Linked DNA regions of Homo sapiens: region 1 is linked to region 2. A link is an interaction called in ENCODE POLR2A ChIA-PET data of the cell type or tissue named here. Cell type or tissue: B cell. All regions are shown on one strand. Links, peaks and the distances in the headings refer to the core of each region. The heading gives the core; the rest is flanking DNA. Region 1 overlaps PRKCB (protein kinase C beta). Region 2 overlaps PRKCB (protein kinase C beta).

Region 1 (2,923 bases), core at 292-2,791, 110 kb after region 2:
TCAATAAAGGATGCTGGGACAATTGGTTACCTCTTTGGAAAAAAATGGCAAATTGGATTCCCATTTCACATCAGATTCCAAGAAATTAGACATGGATCAAAGAGTTTAAAGTGGAAATGATGCCATATAAAAGTACAAAAAAACTCCAAAGAGTAATATTTATATGACCTTGGAGCATGAAGAAGGCTGTTTGAGGTGTACTTGGACTGTCTTTCTTTGTCCAGTTTTCCCTTTTAGTGGTTTAAAAGGAATACATAGTAGTTTTTATATTTTTATTTATTTATGTATTTATTTTTGAAACAGGGTCTCATTAGGTCACCCAGGCTGGAGTGCAGTGGTGCAGTCATGGCTCACTGCAGCCCCAACTTCCTGGGCTCAAGCGATCCTCCCACCTCAGCCTCCGGAGTAGCTGGACTGCAGGCATGCACCACCATGTCTGGCTAATCTTTTATTTTTTGTAGAGATGGGGTCTCACTATGTTGCCCAGGTTGGTCTTAAACTCCTGGGCTCAAGTGATCCTCCTGCCTTGGTGTCCCAAAGTGCTGGGATTACAGATGTGAGCCACCACACCCGGTTTCTATTCTTATTTTTAATACTTAATTGTTAACACGTATATTTAAACTTATAATGTCCTATATGCAATTTCTCAATATCAATAATCTTTTGAGGAATATAAGACTCAGCACATTTTCATCTTGTAACCCTCCTGCAACTCCCATTTCTTATGACTTGGGTTTTCTCTACTTCTCTATCTCTTCCTCTGTTGAAAACTTTTCATATTATGGAAAAAATTAAACATATATAAAAGTAACATTAGTATAATGCATCCTTGTGTATGCATCACCCAGTTCAATAATGACCCATCATGATCAATTTCTTTTTCATCTGTAATCCTCCCCTTTCTCTCCCCACCTTGGCATACTGAATTATTTTAAATTATTTTATCCATAAAGATGTTAATGTATCCTCAAAGATAAGGATTCTATAAGCAAAGAAAAACAAGACCATTATCACACCAAATATTTTTCATTCCCTAATATCAGTAACAATAATTCCCTTATGTCATCAGAAAGTGAGTATATCCATTTCCCTGATTGCCTTACAGTTTTTTAAACTGTTGGTTTTTTTCCACTTAGAATCCAAACAAGGTCCACATGTTAAATTTAGTTGATATGGGTTGATAGGTGCAGCAAACCACCATGGCACATGTATACCTGTGTAACAAACCTGAATGTTCTGCACGTGTATCCCAGAATTTAAAGTAAAATTAAAAAAATTTAGTTGATATGTTTCTTAAATTCCTTTGAAAATATACGTTTCTCGTCCTATTTTCTCCCCACTTGCAGTCCTCTCTTGTAGTCTATTTGTTGAAGATACCATATTCTTTGCCTTGTAGTTTTCTACATTCTGGGTATTTGGTTGGGGTGGGGGGGGGTGTGTTTGCTGATCGCATCCCTGTGGTGTCATTTAATATGTTCCTCTGTCACTTGTATTTTCTGTAAATCTGTATTTGCATCAAGAGACTTGAACCAATCATATTTGATTATTTGACAAGTGTACTTCATAGGTAGTGAAGTGAGCTTTCCTCTGTAGGCAAGTGGTATCTTTTTGTGACCTTAGCAACCATAGATGAATGTCACCTAGACTCATTGTGTCACTAGGGATGGCCTTGAGGTTTCCTGTTCTATTTTCATTTACTAAGCATGCACTTTAGAAAGGCTCTGAGCTGCTCCCTGAAGCATGGCACCCGTCCTCCAGAAACCCGCAGTCTAGAGGTTGTAAAAGAAGATTTGAACACCAAGACTGTAAAAGATGATTTGAACAACAACAACAACAACAAAGCAGTTTTATTTTGTATACATTCTTTCATTGTACCTCCCCCAGAGGGATATAACCTCCAAATAGGGGAGCCATACCATAGATGCATTAAATTCACACCAATTCAAATGTGTGTATATATGTATTTGCTTGCAGACTACTAAAGTGACAATGTAAACGTTGCTGCCTATTTTTCCCACTCTTCTATTAGATTGACGTTGCTTTTGGTGAGATGGGGCATGAGTCCACCATCCTGTCCCCTCTGTTTCCACATGACCCTCATCGTATGAACACCTCTCTTAAGTGTGATTCTAGGATTTAAAGATACATATTTCTTATGCATTATGCACCTAAACACAAGCCAACTACTTCATCTGGCACCTGATCCAAGAAACAACATTCTGTTCCAAAATCAATAGAAGACAAGGCACTTTAAGGGATCTTCAAGGGAGTGTAATTTTGAGCATATGGAATCTTTCTAACCCTAGCTAACTTTAGAAGTTTAACTCCTATGCAAGATGAAGCATCTATGTTCCCAAGAGTTTGACTTCAGCAAAGGACAAGCTGCAGAAGCTGACATTATTGTTTATTTTGGCATAAAGGCTTTACTTGTTGGTGAAGTTCAAGTTTAATGATCTCTTCCTCCCTTTCTCTCTCTTCCTCCTCTCCGCTTTCCTTCTTCCCTTCCTCCCACCCTGATTTTCTCTTTTGCAGTTTGCTGCTTTGTGGTGCACAAGCGGTGCCATGAATTTGTCACATTCTCCTGCCCTGGCGCTGACAAGGGTCCAGCCTCCGATGTAAGTAATGGGCATCGATTGCTTTTCTCTGTCCACAGTCAATGCTGCCTTGTGATTAAATGTGAGTGAGCATTCTTAGACGAGTAAGTGTGGACGATCTCACTCTAAGGCATGTGGTGGTCCCTATAGCTTTTGAGACAGTTTTCCTTTTAGTGGAAAACAAAATTTTGGAGGGAGTGTGGCTGGATAGGAAGTCAGCTAGTTTGTCTACTATGATTTTGCTAATGTCTTCACTTTGAGAGCTGGAGCACGGAGGGTGAGAGGCAGGGGCCTACTTGGTAGTGTGGCTGCAAAAAGGTAGTTTCGGT
Region 2 (2,923 bases), core at 132-2,631:
GCCACTCTTTTAGAGGTCCCTTTAAGGTTGACATATATTCATTGATTGATCAACTCATTTACACACGCATGCAGTCATTTTTTGGACCCCTGTCTATGTGCTCTGCACAATGCGAGGTGTGGGATATAATGGTGACCAAGACAGATTCCAACCACTCACTCACAGATCCCACAGCCTACCAGGGAAGCCAGATATGGAACAATTATATACGTAATTTTACTTGTAAGTGCCACAAAGACAAATTGTATTAAGTAGTACCATGTGGCTGTGGAAGTTTAACTTGTCACTAATCCACCAAACTCTGAGAAGACAGCATATTTTCCGTCATTCCCAAAAGACTATCACAGGCAACATTGAGGAATGCTTTGTTAAACTCCAGGGATATATTCCACATCACACTTCCCCCGTCCACCAGATTAGCAACTGTCCAAGGACAAAACAAAACACACACTAAAAAGGAAATGGGGTTAGTCCGATATGTCTCCATCTCCTTATGCTGGTTCTTTTGTCTGCAGAAGCCACGGTTTCTTTTTCTTTTTGAAAAAAAAAAATGACATTTGCGTACCTCTCTGCGTTTCTCTTTCTCCAGGATTCTTCTGGGATCCTAGGCAGTGTGGTTTGGTGATCTCACTGGTGAGATCTCTTGGAGCCCTGGAATGCAATTCATCTGGGCCAGAAGAGTTGAACTAATTTAAGGACATCTGAGTGCTTCACTGATGTATTTGTTCTGCTCTGTCCCTTCAAAATACCACTACTCAAAACAATGTTCAGCTGGAGAAAGTGGTTAACACTGGAATTTTCTTTTTTTCTGAGACCTAAGTGACAGGGAAGGGTGGATGAAGGAAACATATCCTTTGAAAATCCTTTAGTTAGAATCCTTTGGTTGCAAGTAACATAAATGAACTCTGATTAATGTAAGCAAAAAAGAATTTGTTAGAAGGATATGGGGGGGGAGGGATGGACAGAGATGTGAAGGAAAAGATGAAGAACCAGGCTTTAGAAAGTCCTGAAACCAAATGAATTCTAGGGATCTAGGAAGCAGGGACTAATGACTGTTTCCTTCAGGACACCAGAGATGGGGTGAATAACTCTGTAAAAGATGCAAATTTCCCACCTGGGTAACATAGTGAGACCCTGTCCTTAAAAAAAAACAGTAGCCAGGCACAGTGCCTGTAGTCCCAGCTATGTGGAGGCTGAGGCAGAAGGATCACTTAAGCCCAGGAGCTCAAGACTGCAGTGAGCTATGATGGCACTGCTGCACCCCAGCCTGGGCAGCAGAGGGAGACCCTGTCTCTTAAAAAACAAATGCTAAATTTTAGAGAGAATAGAGAGAATCTTTTCTTAAAAAGGTGCTAAGTCTGGGGAAGGAGCTTCTGATTGTCCTGCCTTGAGTCACACGACCATCTCTGACTTGTTGACCCCTCTACAATCCCATATAAGACTCCCCAAGAGTAGATTCTGAGCAGGTAAAGCCCATGGGTGTTCCCAAAAGTCGGCCTCAACCTGAAGCCACTTATTCACTCTGAGCTCATCACCAATGGCATGCCGCACTGTCAAAACTCTCTTTCTGTGCATTTGTCTGGGCCACTCAACTCAGGAAAGTTAGTTGTTCTGTGTGAGTCCCCATGTTCTCACTGATTTCATTTCAGTCTTTAAGCTAAAAATCTGTGTAAATGGTAATGGAGAATGGCTACATCACACTTAGTATGTGTCAAAGCAGTATCCTAAGTGCCTTAGTGGTATCAGCTTATTTAAGACTGACAGTACTCTGAGGTGCAGTCACTTCTTTTTTTTTTTTTCCTTTTTTTCAAAACAGAGTCTCACTCCGTCATCCACACTGGAGTGCAGTGGCATGATCTCGGCTCACCGCAACCTCCGCCTCCCAGGGTCAGGTGATTCTCATGCCTCAGCCTCCTGAGTAGTTGGGACTACAGGCATGCACCACCACTCCTGGCTAATTTTTGCATTTTTAGTAGAGATGGGGTTTCACCACGTTGGCCAGGCCGGTCTTGAACTCCTGACCTCAGGTGATCCACCCACCTGGGCCTCCCAAAGTGCTGTAATTACAGGCGTGAGCCACCGCACCCGGCCTGTCACTTCTTGTCATTCACAGTAGTTATGTTCTGTAAAGTCACTGCAAACACTGAATTAATAAACACTGAACCATTGTTCCTAGGTGAAATACAAAGTTGGGTTCCTGTGAGCCTTTGGTCACAGCATTTTCATCCACTGATCAACCCGTAAGCTTATTCTGTGTGTGTTTCTGTTTAAAGACACCTTAATATATATTGTTGACTCATTAACATCTAACTCACTGCCAACAGCACTCCAACTCGTGCCTGATCAAAGCTTATATAACACACGCATGACACATCTCGGACTCCTTGCACTTAGGAACACCAGATAGCACTTCACCATTACCCTATGGGACCATTTTACAGCAACGTCACCCTCAAAAAGCAGAAAAATGGGAAAAAGCATGCTGCTAATATACCACAGAGAGAATGCTTGTTTACAGCATGAGAGCTGAAGTCTGAAGGTAGAACATGGTTTTGTTCATCCTCAGCTGGGAACACATGTTGGCTGACTCAAATATTTTGCCACTCCGTACATGTCCGTGAGTGATCATGAAAGAACCTTGAGTATGGATTTGGCGGTTATAAATAAATTTTAGCAAGAGGTGAATTTGCAAATAATGAGGATTGACTATAACCCCTGTTATTAGCTCTAGTTAACAGATGGGGGAATGGAGGTAAACAGCTCTCTGCAGGTCTTGCAGCCAGGGAGTGTAGAGGAGGCTTTGTCATTCTGGGTGCACAGCCTGCGTCCTTAAGAGGCAATGTAGTGTTGGCTGGGTGTGGTGGTGGTTCATGCTGTAATCCTAGCACTTTGGGAGGCTGGGGTGGGTGGATTACTTGAGGTT

The links. ChIA-PET counts read pairs that join two places held together with the same protein. Peaks named below come from ENCODE experiments on the same cell type or tissue, not always from the same donor. Only the 100,000 strongest peaks of a DNase experiment are listed, where the experiment ranks them.
Region 1: POLR2A ChIA-PET joins it to region 2 with 11 read pairs; 3 of 35 experiments call an interaction of 5 or more read pairs at or near these places.

Annotation. Positions count from the first base shown.
Region 1 is chr16:23,985,976-23,988,898 of GRCh38, forward strand. PRKCB (protein kinase C beta) reads left to right here. Exons shown (of 17, transcript NM_002738.7): 3 at 2,533-2,615. Among named protein-coding and RNA genes, the nearest start is that of PRKCB, 150 kb to the left of the region's middle. In B cell, for the core only: no CTCF peak of the experiment used is centred there; a DNase peak (open chromatin) is centred at 1,656; H3K27ac peaks cover 1,396 bases.
Region 2 is chr16:23,876,043-23,878,965 of GRCh38, forward strand. All of the region lies in intron 2 of PRKCB (protein kinase C beta), which reads left to right. Among named protein-coding and RNA genes, the nearest start is that of PRKCB, 42 kb to the left of the region's middle. In B cell, for the core only: a CTCF peak has its summit at 1,271 (motif pointing right); DNase peaks (open chromatin) are centred at 1,279 and 1,795; H3K27ac peaks cover 2,500 bases.